Linked DNA regions of Homo sapiens: region 1 is linked to region 2. A link is a loop called in an ENCODE intact Hi-C map of the cell type or tissue named here. Cell type or tissue: ascending aorta. All regions are shown on one strand. Each heading gives the region's core, and the rest is flanking DNA. Links, peaks and the distances in the headings are about the cores only.

What was found. Peaks named below come from ENCODE experiments on the same cell type or tissue, not always from the same donor. Only the 100,000 strongest peaks of a DNase experiment are listed, where the experiment ranks them.
Region 1: a loop joins it to region 2, with 2.2 times the contacts of the local background. A loop is called at or near these places in 3 of 110 quality-filtered maps.

Annotation. Positions count from the first base shown.
Region 1 is chr5:10,602,959-10,610,644 of GRCh38, forward strand. All of the region lies in intron 1 of ANKRD33B (ankyrin repeat domain 33B), which reads left to right. Among named protein-coding and RNA genes, the nearest start is that of ANKRD33B, 43 kb to the left of the region's middle. RefSeq lists a silencer at 4,288-4,337 and an enhancer at 5,008-5,257. In ascending aorta, for the core only: a CTCF peak has its summit at 4,905; DNase peaks (open chromatin) are centred at 4,370 and 4,983; H3K27ac peaks cover 1,161 bases.
Region 2 is chr5:10,751,868-10,759,553 of GRCh38, forward strand. All of the region lies in intron 1 of DAP (death associated protein), which reads right to left. Among named protein-coding and RNA genes, the nearest start is that of DAP-DT, 5.3 kb to the right of the region's middle. RefSeq lists a silencer at 4,787-4,876 and an enhancer at 5,097-5,176. In ascending aorta, for the core only: no CTCF peak of the experiment used is centred there; a DNase peak (open chromatin) is centred at 4,828; H3K4me3 peaks cover 1,349 bases; H3K27ac peaks cover 2,223 bases.

The DNA.
Region 1 (7,686 bases), core at 1,804-6,803, 150 kb before region 2:
TGCACCACCACACCCAGCTACTTTTTGTATATTTTTGTAGAGACGCGGTTTTGCCATGTTGCCCAGGCTGGTCTCGAGCTTCTGAGCTCAAGCCATCCTCCCGTCTCAGCCTCCCAAGGATCTGGGTTTATAGGTGTGAGCCACCGTGCCCGGCCTGATGGTCTATTTATATTCTCCCAACTCTTTCTAGAAAAGGATGGGAGGCAGCTTTCTGTCTTCTGTACAGTTTTCTCACAGCCCGTGAATCCACTTGTGTAGTTAAGCAGGAGACTGGGAAGCTTCATCAGAATTTTTTCATCCTTAAAAAAAATTTTTTTTTTTTGAGACAGGGTCTCATTCCCTCGCCCAGGCTGGAGTGCAGTGGAGTGATCTCAGTTCACTGCAACCTACGCCTCCCAGGTTCAAGTGATTCTCCTGCCTCAGCCTCCTGAGTAGCTCAGATTATAGGTGTGCACCACCATGCCAGGTTAATTGTTGTATTTTTAGTAGAGACGGGGTTTTGCCATGTTGCCCAGGCTGGTCTTGAACTCCTGACCTCAGATGATCCACCTGCGTTGGCCTCCCAAAGTACTGGGATTACAGGGGTGAGCCACTGTGCCCAGCCCCATCCTTAAACATTTTGTATTTTCTGATTATTAAATAAAAATAGATGTTCATTGTAGGGAAAAATGAGACTTTTTACAACTTTTTATAACCTATTCAGAATCAATTACTACTGAAGGCTTAGTGCATTTCTCTCTTGTTTTTTGTCATGCAGTGTTAATAGATGATTTTATATAATTGTTTTAAATGTATATTTATCTTATGGTAATTTAAGCCTTTCCTCATGATTAAAATTCTTTATATACCTCAATTTTACTAATATTTGATAAATGTAAGATTATACCATAGAAAAATGTTTTTTTTTAAACTTTTTAAAATAATTTCAAAAGGAGAACTTTTTTTTTTTTTTTGAGATGGAGTTTCACTCTTTTTGCCCAGGCTGGAGTGCAATGGTGCAATCTCGGCTCACTATAACCTCTGCCTCCTGGGTTCAAGCGATTCTCCTGCCTCAGCCTCCCCAGTAGCTGCAATTACAGGTGCCTGCCACCACACCCAGCTAATTTTGTATTTTTAGTAGGGACGGAGTTTCACCATGTTGGCCAGGCTGGTCTCAAACTCCTGACCTTGTGATCCACCCGCCTTGGCCTCCCAGAGTGCTGGGATTACAGGTGTGAGCCACCGCGCCTGGCTTTTTTTTTTTTTTTTTTTCAGACAGAGTCTTTCTCTGTCACCCGGGCTGGAGTACAGTGGCGTGATCTCGGCTCACTGCAACCTCCGCTTCCTGGGTTCAAGTGATTCTCCCACCTCAGCCTCCCGAGTAGCTGGGACCACAGATATGCGCCACCGCACCCGGCTAATTTTTATATTTTTTGGTAGAGATGGGGTTTCGCCATGTCGACCAGGCTGGTCTCGATCCCCTGACCTCAAGCAATCCTCCCACCTCAGCCTCCTAAAGTGCTGGGATTACAGGTGTGAGCCACTGTGCCTGACCAAAAGGAGAACCTTTTTGAAAAAAAAAAAAAAGAAAAAAAAAAGAAAAATATAGCACTCTCCTGGTGTCTTCTGGGAGTATAGTGAAGTCCAGAGAGGAGATTTTCTTAGCTGAGTTGCAGAATTAATTATATCTAATCTCGCTGCACCTAACATCTAGTAGATCTCAATGGCTAATAATAAAATACTAATATGTTTTATTTAATTATATATTGTCTTATATAAACATATATTCAACTTTAATGAATGATCCAGTTCTCAAGACAGAAACATAGAATTATATGTTAATATGACAGGCTTTGGAAAATTGTAACTGGATTTTGTCATTATTCTATCCTTATGACTTGTTGATGTTTGTATTATCTAATGCTACATGCATCACCCCAAAACACAGTGGCTTTAAATAATAATTATCATTTATTTTCTCTCACAGTGTCTATGGCTCGGGAATGTGGGAACCTGGTTGGGCAGTTCTGACTGAGGGTTTCTCGTGAGTTGCAGTGGGATGCTGGCTGTGGCTGTAGTTGTCTGAAGGCTTGACTGAGGCCACAGGGTCCTCTTCCAAAGTGGCTCTCTCTCGTGGCTGGCACATTGGTGCTGGCAGTTAGCTGGGGGCCTCAGTTCCTCTCCCTGTGGGTCTCTCCATAGAGCTGCTTGAGTGTCCACAGGGCGTGGCGGCCGGCTTCCTCAGGAGCCTGCAATCCAGGAGACCAGGGTGAAAGCTGCAAGATCTTTTAGGATCTGGCCTTGGAAGGCACACACCATTACTCCTGCCATATGGGGCCAGCCCTGATGCAGCATGGGAGGTGATCACCAAGGATGTGAATACCAGGAGGAAACGAAGATCATTGGGGCCATCCAGGAGGCTGGCTACCACAGTTGTGGTTGTGAATATTAGAAGTACAGGGTATGGAATGAATAAGAAAAGTATACTCATGACAGACATACATGGTACTAGGACAGGGTCTGTGTTTTTGCTGTTGTAATTCATCCCCTGCATGACCTCTTTCTCATTGAGTTTCTTTCTTTCCTTTTCTTCTTCCTTTTTTTTTTTGAGGTGGAGTTTTGTTGTTGTTGCCCAGGCTGGAGTGCAGTGGCAAGATTTCAGCTCACAGCAACCTCCGCCTCCCGGGTTCAAGTGATTCTCTTGCCTCAGCCTCCCAAGTAGCTGGGATTACAGGCACTCGCCACCATGCCCAGCTAATTTTTGTATGATTAGTAGAGACAGGGTTTCACCATGTTGGCCAGGCTGGTCTCGAACATCTGACCTCAGGTGATCCGCCTGCCTCAACCTCCCAAACTGCTGGGATTACAGGCATGAGCCACCATGCCTGGCTGAGTGAGTTTCTGTGTTCCGCTCTTCTAGCCTTGCTAGTTCCTTTAAGTTCTCTGTCGAGCTTTGTACATCTGTTGTAAAAATTCCAAGCTTAATTTCAGAAAGATTAAGTGAATCAATGGTTGGAAGAACATGTAATTGTTACTGACAGTCACTGCCTTCAGGTCAACGGTTAACAGGCTTAGTTTTCTTTCATCACATAATGCTTGTATGATCACTGCGTGGAAACCACTCCCAGTGTTGGGAAAATTAGATGAGCCTCTGAGATAGGAATAGATTAGGTATATACATGAAGTTGGCAGAGGGAATACAGTTGAACAAAGTAGTGGTTTCATACATTACTAATCTAAAATCATAAATCCCAGCGAGAGGTTTGCAGTGATAATAAGATTTACGTTTTATGCAAAATTTAGTCTAAAGGGAAATTGTTTTGAATTACTGACAACCTTGAATTTATCAAATCCTGATTACAGGGCTACAAGGTGACCCCATGTTGGAAGGAATTATCTTGATGTATTTTACATATTTATTTATTTTATTAATAAAATGTCATTTCTTTATTTAAAACAGTTTATTAGGCATCTCTTTATTTGAAGCAGAAAAGCATAGATAAAAATACAAATATTGGCCTGGCACAGTAGCTCACGCCTGTAATCCCAGCACTTTGGGAGGCCAAGGTGGGCGGATCACAAGGTCAAGAGATCGAGACCATCCTGGCCAACATGGTGAAGCCCTGTCTCTACTAAAAATACAAAAATTAGCTGGGCGTGTTGGCGAGTGCCTGTAGTCCCAGCTACTCGGGAGGCTGAGGCAGGAGAATCACTTGAACCCACGAGGTGGAGGTTGCAGTGACCTGAGATCGTGCCACTGCACTCCAGCCTGGCGACAGAGCAAGACTCTGTCTTTTTTTTTTTTTTTTGAGGTGGAGTCTTGCTCTGTCGCCCAGGTTAGAGGGCAGTGGCGCAATCTCAGCTCGCTGCAAGCTCCGCCTCCCAGGTTCATGCCATTCTCCTGCCTCAGCCTCCTGAGTAGTTGCGATTACAGGTGTGCGTTACTACACCTGGCTCATTTTTTTGTATTTTTAATAGAGACAGGATTTCACCATGTTGGCCAGGCTGGTCTTGAACTCCTGACCTCAAGTGATCCACCCACCTCAGCCTCCCAAAGTGTTGGGGTTACAGGCATGAGCCACCACGCCCAGCCCATTTTATAAGTACATTTTGTGCCCAATCAAGTATCAAAGACATAATCTTAAAATAAAGGACAGTTCTTCCCAAGGGAAAAAGAAAGTAGGCAACCTGACACATGAATAGATGATGTATGCTACTGTTACACGCACACACACACACTCAGAATAGACTGTGATGCTGTGATAACAAACCACTTCAAGTCCCAGTGGCTTAAAATAACAAAGGTTTGCCTCTCGCTCATTCATGCTGTTGTGCGCCGGCTAGAGGGGGCAGGGCTCTGCTCTCTCTGCCCTCACTCCGGAGGCCCAGTCTGGGAGCAGTTGCATCTCTGAGCTTCAAGGGCAGTCAAGTCAAGAAAAGGGAAGGTGGCACATCGTCCACCGTCTCTCGAAACTTCCTCCTGGAAGTGACACCTGCTATTTCACTTACGTTTAATTACCCAAAGCAAACCAGATGGTCAAGTCAGAACTCAGAAAGGGTGGGGAAATGCAATTTTACCAAGAGGCAGGAAGAAATAGATAACGGAATAACGCCAGTGAGTACTGCAGCTGAATCCAGTGCAACTGAATTGTCCTGGTTCAAACAATTAAAAAAGACTTTGTGTGTGTACTTTCACCAGCTTCTTCACAGACCGTCGCCCATACTTGAGTGAATCTTCCTCCTGTGCATGCTACTGTATATGATAAGTGGAAGAGAATAGAGAGTGTTGTCAGGGACATTTTTGAGGAATACTGAAGTCTACTTGGGACAGTGAAACACACTGGACGATGAGCTTCCAGCTGCTTGTTTTCCTGCTGGACTGTCTGTGAGTTCATCTTCTTATTTAAAGCTCCTTGTTACTGAGTGCCTCCTAGCAGCAGTTTCCTTTAGCCCTCTCTAGGAGGAGCACAAATGCCTATTCCTGGCAGCCTGAGCATGTCGTCTTAGGCGTCCTCTCGTGACCTGTGGTCTGGTGTTTTGCACAATCTTCATCACCACTCCTTCTAGAAGGACTGAGAACTGAATTTGACTTTTAAAACGAAGCTTGGTAATCAAGAATAGCAACAGCAGGCTGAGTACGGGGGCTCACGCCTATATTCCTAGGACTTTGGGAGGCTGAGGCGGGTGGATCACTTGAGGTCAGGAGCTCGAGACCAGCCTGATCAACATGGTGAAACCCTGTCTCCACTAAAAAAATACAAAAAAAAAAAAAAAAATGGGCGTGGTGGTGCATGACTGTAGTCTCAGCTACTCAGGAGGCTGGGGCAGGAGAATCGCCTGAACCCATGAGGCGGACATTGCAGTGAGCCAAGATTGTGCCACTGCACTCCAGCCTAGGCAACAGAGCGAGACTCCATCTAAAAAAAAAAAAAAAAAAGAGCCGTGGTAGTTCTGAAGGGGAAGAGCAAGGAAGGTTTCTTCCCTGCAAAACACAAGGCTGCAGTAGCGAATCAGGATTGCCTTGGGGCTGAGGTAGATTGTTAGACCAATGGGAGCAACTCTCAGGTTCATTCCTGTGTTTATGGGGAGGTGGGATGAGCTTGAGCATGCTGTTACTACCAATGGGAAAAGAATGGATGTGTTCATATATTGTGCTAGGAAAACAGAAAAAGGTAAAATTAAACTTCTATAATAAAAACCATGGTGGATTCAAGACCTCACTATGAAAAAAAAAAAAACTTGAAACTGTTGAAATTAAATACAGAGGAATATCTTTAGGGTTTTTGAATGGGAGGCATTGCTTAAACGCATGACAAAAAGCATTCCTATAAAGGAAAAGATTAATAATATGACTGCATCGAAACGTAAAACGGGATGGTAAATGAAAAACAAGTGGTGTCGAGAAAACAATCGCAACACCCTTGACAGAGCTTCAGGTCCAGGGGCAGCATTTACAGAGGCACCTACTCTCTGTGGTGCCTGAGAGGGAGCGCCTCTTTAAATTTGGTGCCCCAGGGCCTCCTTTGCCACATCTTAGTGCCAGCCTTGGGCGCCAGTGCCATCCTGATGCCAGCTTTAGTGTCTAGGGCTGTATTGCCCAGTAGTGTAGCTGGTACCTCCAAGTGGCTGTGGAACACAGTGCAACTGAGGTGTGCCGTAAGTGTAAAATATGTACTAGATTCATCCAAAAAAGGTAAAATAGCTCATTAAAATTTTTCTATTGATTACATTTTGAAATGGTAATATTTTGGATATGTTGAGTTAAATACAATATATTTATTAGGATTTCATTTGGCTTTTATTAATTTGGCCACTAGAAAATTAAAAATTATCAGCCAGGTGCAGTAGCTCATGCCTGTAATCTCAGCACTTTGGGAGGCAGAGGTGCGCAGATCACTTGAGCCCAGGAGTTCGAGACCAGCCTCGGTAACATGGCAAAACACCATCTCTACAAAAATACAAAAATTAGCTGGATGTGGTGGTGCTCACCCATAGTCCCAGCTACTAGGGAGGCTGAGGGGGGAGGATTGTTTGAGCCTGGGAGGCGAAGGCTGCAGTGAGCCGTGATGCACTCCAGCAGGTAACAGACCAAGACCTGTCTCCAAAAAAAATTTTCCATTACATTTGTGGCTCCCCTTATGTCTTTATTGGACAGCACTGTCCTCAAGTATTATAAAGAATTCAAACTGGGCTAGGTGCTGTGGCTCACCCCTGTAATCCCAGCACTTTGGGAGGCTGAGGTGGGCAGATCATTTGAGGTCAGGGGTTCGAGACCAGACTGGCCGACGTGGTGAAACCCCATTTCTACTAAAAATACAAAAATTAGCCAGGCATGGTGGCAGGCACCTGTAATCTCAGCTACTTGGGCAGCTGAGGTGGGAGAATCGCTTGAACCCAGGAGATGGAGGCTGCCGTGAGCTGAGATTGTGCCATTGCACTATAGCCTGGGTGACAGAGTGAGACTCCATCTAAAAAAAACAAAACACACAAAAAAAGAATTCATACTGATCAATGAGGAAAAGACAAAGAAGCCAATGGGAAATGGACAAAAGACATAATTAAATCCTTCACCAAAGAGGAAATCCAGACAGCCAATAGATGCATGGAAAGGTGGCCAGTCTTACTGGCAATCAGGAATGCGAAGTGAAAACACAATAACAATGTTTAAGCATCCGATTGGTGAAAATGCAAAGGTATTGGGAATTGGTGAGAATGAAGAAAAACTGTAACTTTCACCCATGAGTGGTGGAGTTGAAGTTGTTGCAGCCGCTTTGGAGAGGACTTTGGCTCATGTTCTACCCCCAGCTTGTCCACTTAGAGCACTGGTTCTCTCCTGGGGCAATTTTGCCTCCCAGGGTGCATTTGGCAATGTCTAGAGGCATTTTGGGTTGTCATAAATGAGGGTAGGAGATGCTCCTGACGTCTAATGGGTAGAGACCAGGGATTGCATAGTACAGGGGACAGCCCCCCCCCCGAATAAAGAATTATCTGGCCCCACATGTCAATAGTGCCCTGGTCGAAAAACTGACACAGGCGAGGATCGCAATTAATTTCCAGCTCAGGTGCATCAGGAGATACAGATCAAGGTTTTAATTTCAGTGCTCTCTGTATTTGTAGTCACAGAACTTTGGACACAGTGTCTATCAGTTTAGGGGCATGGATGAACATGCAGAGACACTATAGCAGTCACGATGCATTTGCCAGTGA
Region 2 (7,686 bases), core at 1,862-6,861:
TCCCAAGCTGGGAGAAATAAATGTCTATGGTTTAAGCCACCCAGTCTGTGGTATTTTGTTAAGGCAGGCCAAACCAACAATACAGATGCCCATTTAAAAATGATCTCTGAATCTTTCCAACTTGGCACACATAAAACTTTTAAACTGTAACTCACAGATGTGTTCATAAAGTAAAAATAAAAAGAGCTGTGCAACTAACTATAAAGAAAACTAATGATGAATGTTAAGGTGACATTTGAAATGATCAAGTCTTCTGAAGCTCCTGCAGGGCAGCCTGTCCGCTCCTCTGCTGAAATAAGCACACAGTGTCAAGGCTCAGTCACCCAGCATTAGCACTTGCATTTAATTTAGTTTCTAAAAACAATTAACTTCATTAATCCCTCTCAGTTATGTTTGGTGATTAATGTAGCAATAAAAAGTGGCAATAATAACAATAATAACTCAAAGCTGAGACAGATTCATTTTAACTTACAATACTGCCAAAAAATATGACAGCACATATTTATTGTGATTGTTGTATCACTGTCTCTAGAACTCTTCATTTGTAAAACTACAAAAGAAGAATTACTTTTGCAGAAATCTTTGCAGAATTATTTGCAAATCAGTATTTTTAGGAGAAACAGAAAAACCTTAGATTTTTGTCGTGGTGGTTGTTATTCAAATGAGAGCTTCAAATGTAAAAAATAAGCTTCCTCTTAGCAGAAGTGCTGTGCAGAGGATAAGAACACAGATGCTGGAGCCAGAACCTTGGGATCAAATCCCAGTTCTGCCTGTGTGTGTGTGTGTGTGCATGTGCCTGTGCATAAGTGTGTGCACATGTGTGCATACGTATGTGCTTGTGTGTGTGGCTGTGTGTGGGCAAGTTGCTGAAGCTCTCTGTGCCTCAGGGTCTGCCACCTATGAAGAAAGAGTGAAAATGTTCCCCTCTCCCAGGGCCAGCTGAGGATTACATGAGTTAGGACACATGAAATGCCTCCAACAGGACCTGGCACACAGGATGTGCTCAACTGTTAGCTAGTCTTATTAAATGGGTTTTTAAGTTAGCATTTAGTACTCAAGAGAGGCCTCTGGAGTCCTCAAATCGTTGGTGCTTTTCCAGCTCTTCACCCTCTCTTCACAGCAGTTCCTTAAAGAGCGCTGCCCTACGGGTTGCTGGGGAATGAAGGCCATGCCCTGTAAAGCACCTGCCCATCGTGGTGCTGACCACCACCAGGACCTCCGTCATTACATCACCACCTGAGGAAGCTTTGGGAGAATCACAGATCCAACTTCTGCTCCTCATCACCACTCTGTGGCAGGCACCGCTCTAACCACTTGGAGTCCACGCATCTTTCACTGCACAGCAGCCCCACGGAGTAGATCCTGAGGCAGGGAGAAGGGGAAGCCAGCGGCCCCAAATCGCACAGCTGGCAAGCGGCAAACTGGGTTCCACCCTTAATCGTAGGTAAGCCTTTCCTTGATCAGATTCCTTCCAGGAAGCAGAGCACCATGGCTTCTGAGAGTAACTCAAAGGAACGGCCTACAGACAGGGCCAGGTTATTACACTACCTAGATAAGGGAAGGTGAGTTTGAAATGAAAAGCTCTCCACAGAGCAGCTGCCTGCCCAAGTGGGAAGGGGAGTGGAGGAAGCTTTACCTACGGTCACATCTGGGAGGTAAGCAAACACCAAGGAGGCAAATGACTATGTGGGACCCTGGGCCAAGCATCCGTCCTCAGGTGTCAGGATGCCTGGCTGTAAGATGCAGTCACTGGTGGCTTGCTATCTGCTAGTGCCAAATAGCAAACTAGAAAATGCTACTGCGGGAAGAAGAAAGGGGAAATACTGGAAGAGTTCCATGAACCAGGGAGCAATTTCCAGCAGGGAGCTAGGAAGGGCTGTTAACTCACACAAATGTCCCAAAAGCATCCACTGCAGGTACTGGAGTATGACTCACAAGTATATGCTACCTTTGTTCTTGCCTGAGAAGAGCTATGGAAATGTTATTCAAAGGGAAGCTCTTCTACCTAAAAGAAGTGACGAAAGGTTCTGAGGACTGTTCCAGTGGAAGGAACAAAACAAAACAGAAAACAACCAGTGCTGCAGGTTATGATTAAACCAAAGGATCTCAGGTAGAGCAATGTAGTGGCAGGTAAGCAAAGGGGCTGGTGAGATTAGGTGGGTAGAACTTCCCAATGCGAACAGGGCAAGGGACTATGGCCTATCTTAGTTAAGAAAAATGACTCCACCAGGAGAGAGGAGAATCACTGGCAAGTGGAGACTCACATCTATGGAAGCCCATGCACCTGAAGGTGGGAACCCTAAAAAGTGGAGAGGATAAAGGGGTGAGAGGCGGTAAGAACGTATGCAGAGAGTGGGTACTGACAGTCTGGCCCAATAACAGACATAAGTTATAGAAGACCCCAATGAGAACCTTGCCCCCAGACCAAGTGGAGCCCTTACAGGAGCTTTCAGGTGTGCATAGATAAGGTAGAAGTAATGGTTTGTGCTAAAAAATGAGCTGGAGCCCCAGATACTTTCCTGAATTTGCACTCTCGTTGGCTTCATACTGCTATTCTGTGCTCAGAATCATAGACTGTGAAGGTGAGAAGGCTCTTAAATTACACGGAGCAACCCTGTTAAAGAATGAAGTTCAGAGACATAGTGGGACCCCCCTGGGCCAAACACTCCATCTTCCACAGCAGTGTGTGTTCCATCCTTGACATAGTTTCTGACCCAAAGGACAAAATGAGTACTGACTGGGCCAGGATGGGCACCTTGCCGGACATCTGACTGGGCCCCTTTCAAGCTGGGAGGTACATGGAGCAGCTACATGTATATCCTTGAGTGCAGGGAGGCTGATTCAAAAAGTTTAGGGGAAAGTAGGATCGGCTGCCTGGAAGTGCTTTGGAAAAGCTGTCATTGGGAATTGGTTGAGGCTAGGACTAGTCAGGTGTTTGCCAGTCTCACTCCCAGCTTCCCCGTAGTTGGATTGGGGGCATCAAACTGGGTCCTGCCCAATAGTATGGGGAAAAGTGACTTTGGTGGGCAGCATCATGTCATCACGTCCCCCCACTCTGGAACCTGTGAGTGTGCTGGGCTACACGGCCAGGGGAAATGAGGGTTGTAGATGGAATTAAGGTTGCTCATCAGCTGACTGTAAGCTGAGGAAGAAGAAGGGAAACTGCTATTCTGTGCTTAGAATCATAGACTGAAGGTGAGGAGATTATTCTGGATTACCCAGGTGGGCCCATGTAATCTCAAGGGTCTCTGAATGTGAAAGAGGGAGGCGGAAGAGTCAGGGCTCTGAGTGTGTGATGTGAGGATGTGACTGGTCATTGCTGCCTTTGAAGAAGCTTTCCTTGGCTTGTGGAGGAAGGCGCCACGAGCCAAGGAAAGTGGGCAGCCTCTAGAAGCTGGAAAAGGCAAGAAAATGGGATTCTCCCCGATCCTCCAGAAGGAACCAGTTGCCCTGTGGATACTTTGATTTTAGCCCAGTGAGACCCATCTTGGACTTCTCACCTCTAGAACTGTAACATAATAAAACTGTGTTGTTTAGAACCACTAAGTTTATTGTGATTTGGTACAGCAGCCATAGGAAACTGATGTGATGATGCATACCACTTGTGGGCCACACCATACGGACCCCAGCACGGCGACCTACACTTGTCCCCTCAGCAGCAGCCACACAATGAAAAGCTAGTGTTATACAGCAAGGGGTGTCTGGGCCTCTGAATTGCTCTTTGTTAAGAAGACCCCACCCAGGAGAGAAATAAACCTGGATTAGTTTGGCCACTGAGAATTTAGGTTGTTTGTTACAACAGGAAGTACCATTCTCTATACCTAATATAGTACTTTATACAAAAGTGAACATTCTCTATAGAAACAAAAAAAACTTCTGAAGCTGGGAAGGGAAAAGCAGTCACAAAACCAAGTAAGAATGCACAGGGCACTGGCCGAAATGAAAAGGACACTCACAAAGACGTTAGAAGTCACAGATAACCAAAAATGGCTAGGGAAGGCTGGGTGCGGTGGCTCATGCCTGGAGTCCCAACACTTTGGGAGGCCAAGGTGGGCAGGTCGCTTGAGCCCAGGAGTTTGAGACCTGACTGGACAACATAGTAAAACCTTGTGTCTACACAAAATACACAAATTAGCTGGTTGTGGTGGTGCACACCTGTAGTCCCAGCTACTCAGCACACTGAGGCGAGAAGATCTCTTGAGCCCAGGAGGCCAAGGTTGCAGTGAGCCAAGATCACGCCACTGCACTCAAGCCTGAGAGAGACCCTGTCTAGACAAGAACAACAAAAAAAGGCTAGGGAAGAGGTGAAATGCCATGGGCCACCTTGACAGAAGGCTTCTGAAAAAAGATAGTAACTAAAGGGTCTTGTTTTCCTTGGCATGTTGGGAACAAGGGCAGACCTCTTACCTGGACCATTCAATTTCTGGTCCTGACTGGTTGACACTGGGACTATGCTTAGCAAATCTGTGACCACAGGGTTAATAGAAGACAAATTAGTCTTCTGTTTCTAGCAATGGATAATCTGAAAGTCTTTCTGCAGGGAGATAATTCAGGGAGAATTACACTAGACTTTTGAAAGGCATCCTTAACTCATGTCTGACGTATCAATTAGTGTAAGAGAGAACTAAGTTACTCTGAAGTTACTAAAAAAAGTAACATGGCTTGAAATAAATATAATCGTGCTTATATTTCCATTTAATTCACTTTGAGAGGGGATGTAGAGTCTGCTTTTCAAAGAAAACCACATGTAAGATTAGTAACATTCAAAGCTATCATGTAGCAGATTTATGAGAACTCTACTGACACATGGTTTTGGCTCCACTGGGAAATGGAGGGGAACAGGGCCAGCAAAATGTATTTAACAAAGAGATTTTACACATCTCACTGCCACAGACTCACAAAGACTGGCAGAAATGAGTAATAGCGAGGCTTATAATTAGGTCCTCTTTTCTGCTGTGGAATGCTATGACTGCTGTTAGATGAAACAGAAAGAATCTCGCTAATTCTAACTCTGCTAATCTGCATTTGCAATAACTCATCAAACAAGCACTCACCCCATTTCTCTGCAAATATTTTGTAGTCAAGAGCAGTGGTAAGGTCTCAAATCATTAAGGCTGGATTACTTCTACAGAGGACTGCAGACGACAGCACATTTGCCAGGACATGATGCAGTGCCATCCATCACTTGTAAATAACAATACCTGTATTTGCACAGCACCTTTCTCTAACACTCTTCAGAAGCCTTTACAAACTGCCTCATTCGTCTCCCACCTTGGGAGGAGGCACCTGGCCAGTGATGGAGTCGTCTGTCGGGCTGCTGAAGTTCCAAAAGGCAACAGCCTTTCCGGCCGCTCCCACTAGGTCACTAGCTCAGGGGAGTTGGCAACAGACACTCCAAACAATTGGGTCAGGTTTTTTTTTTTTAGACGAAATATTCGCTCTTCTTGCCCAGGCTGGAGTCCAGTGGTGTGATCCTGGCTCACCACAACCTCTGCCTCCCAGGTTCAAGCGATTTTCCTGCCTCAGCCTACAGAGTAGCTGAGATTACAGGCACCCACCAGCACACCCGACTAATTTTGTATTTTTGGTAGAGACGGGGTTTCACCATGTTGGCCAGGCTAGTCTTGAACTCCTGAGCTCAGGTGCTCTCCCCACCTGGGTCTCCCAAAGTGCTGGGATTATAGGCGTGAGCCACGACACCCGGCTCTGGGTCAGGTTTTTAAACGGCACTGTCCTCGGTATCTCAATGTTAAGATGACTGGTGATTTCATGAGTTAAACGTGCCAAGCGCTTAGAAGTGTGTCAGCACATTGTGACACTCAACAAACTTCATTAGTGTTTCCACCAGTCTGCTGCCTGAACCGGCCAAGAGGACCACCTGCATCCCTGCGCACAGTACAGAGAGCTCAGAGTTGAGGAAGGTGTGGGCCCGGTTTGCTATGGGGGCAGTGAGGGGTGAGAAGAGGCCCTGGGGAAACTCTGGAGTGCTTATTGAGTATTTTGTGCCACCCCGGGAATAAAGAGATCAAGAAGACCCAGCCCTGGAAGCAAGAAGACAGGCAGAGAGGCGAAGGTTAGTGCACGAAGGAAAACAAGGGGATTGCGGGGAATGTACAGGAGATATGGGCCAGACAGCAACAAAGAGAAGACACAAAAGAACATTAAGATAGTCACTGTAAGAGAATTTTATTATTTCTGATTGAGCATTGAGGCACAAGTCTGTTATCCAATTTAAGCACTTAATGAAAGCATTCTCAACATTTTTAAGGCAGTGATTTTGATTTATGAACTGTGCTCTTGGCTATCCTTGATGATTATCCTTTAGTGTAGTGGGCCGCCTTTTTTTTTTTTTTTTAAAAACTATCTACCCTTCAGAGCTGCCTACTCTCTGGCAATGCCAGACTAAACAAGAACACCAGAGCTTCCTGCCAGAAAAGGTTCACACATGGTCCTCTGTAACATCTAGGAAAGCGCATTTGAGGGGTGCTGTTGGCATCTGAGGGGTGCTGTTGGCATTTGAGGGGTGCTGTTGGCATTTGAGGGGTGCTGTTGGCATTTGAGGGATGCTGCTGGCATTTGAGGGGTGCTGCTATTGGGCCCCTCCTCTAACTATGGTCTTGGAGACAGATGACAGATGGTGACAGCCACCCGCAAGAGCTCACCCCGTAAGTCTAAAGGGGTTGCCCTGAAGTTACTAGAGGAGTTTACCTGGGGGATGAACAGTGCTGGTACCCTGATGCTGAAGCGGGACGTGAGACTCACTGCAGCAAACACAGCCCCACCCTGTGACTTGCCCCGAGGCCCAAACCTCGAATTTCATAAAGGAGAAAAACTGAGCCCCAGTGAAGCGTGAAGTGATGTCTTCAAACTTAGAACCCAAGCTCACTGCTACACTAGCACAAATAAGCTGCCTCTTCCCTCCTCAGGGGTAAATAAACTACTTACTCTGTAATTCACAAAGCCTAGCTGTTTACTCTGCAATTCAAAGAAAACCAGAGTCCAGCAAGGAATTTCTCCCAGGGAGTGAGTATGTACAGTTTATACCTCTGACCTTAAAAATCTCCATATGGGCACTTTGGAAGGCTGAGGTGGGTGGATCACCTGAAGTCAGGAGTTCAAGACCAGCCTGGCCAACATGGCAAAATCCGGTCTCTACTAAAAATACAAAAATCAGCCAGGTGTGGTGGCAGGCACCTGTAAACCCAGCTACTCGGGAGGCTGAGGCAGGAGAATCTCTTGAACCTAGAAGGCGGAGGTTGCAGTGAGCCAAGATCGTGCCACTGCACTCCCAGGTGACAGAGTGAGACTCTGTTTCAAAAAACAAAACAAAAAACTTCTTTATGGGTGTGTCTCTGTATGCAATTTAATTACTGTACTTTGGTTCTGTATCATTCCAACAGATACGCTTTAATGTAACCCATGTCCTGGGGAGTGGAGGGCCAGAGCAGGTGGCTGCTGCAGTTCCTGGAGGCAGCCCTGCCCGGGGTGGAAATCAAGGCGCTCCTCCCCACAGTGGACAGGGACCCGCTGTGGTGGAATGGAAGTCAGTTATCCTTAAAAGAAATCCCATCAAAAAAAAAACTCCCTTTGAAGTACTTTTTTTCTTAAAACCAATGCAACACAAATTCCCCCAAAACCATTTTCCATCACAGTGGAATGATTTTCTAAAACCCCATGCCTCTTAAG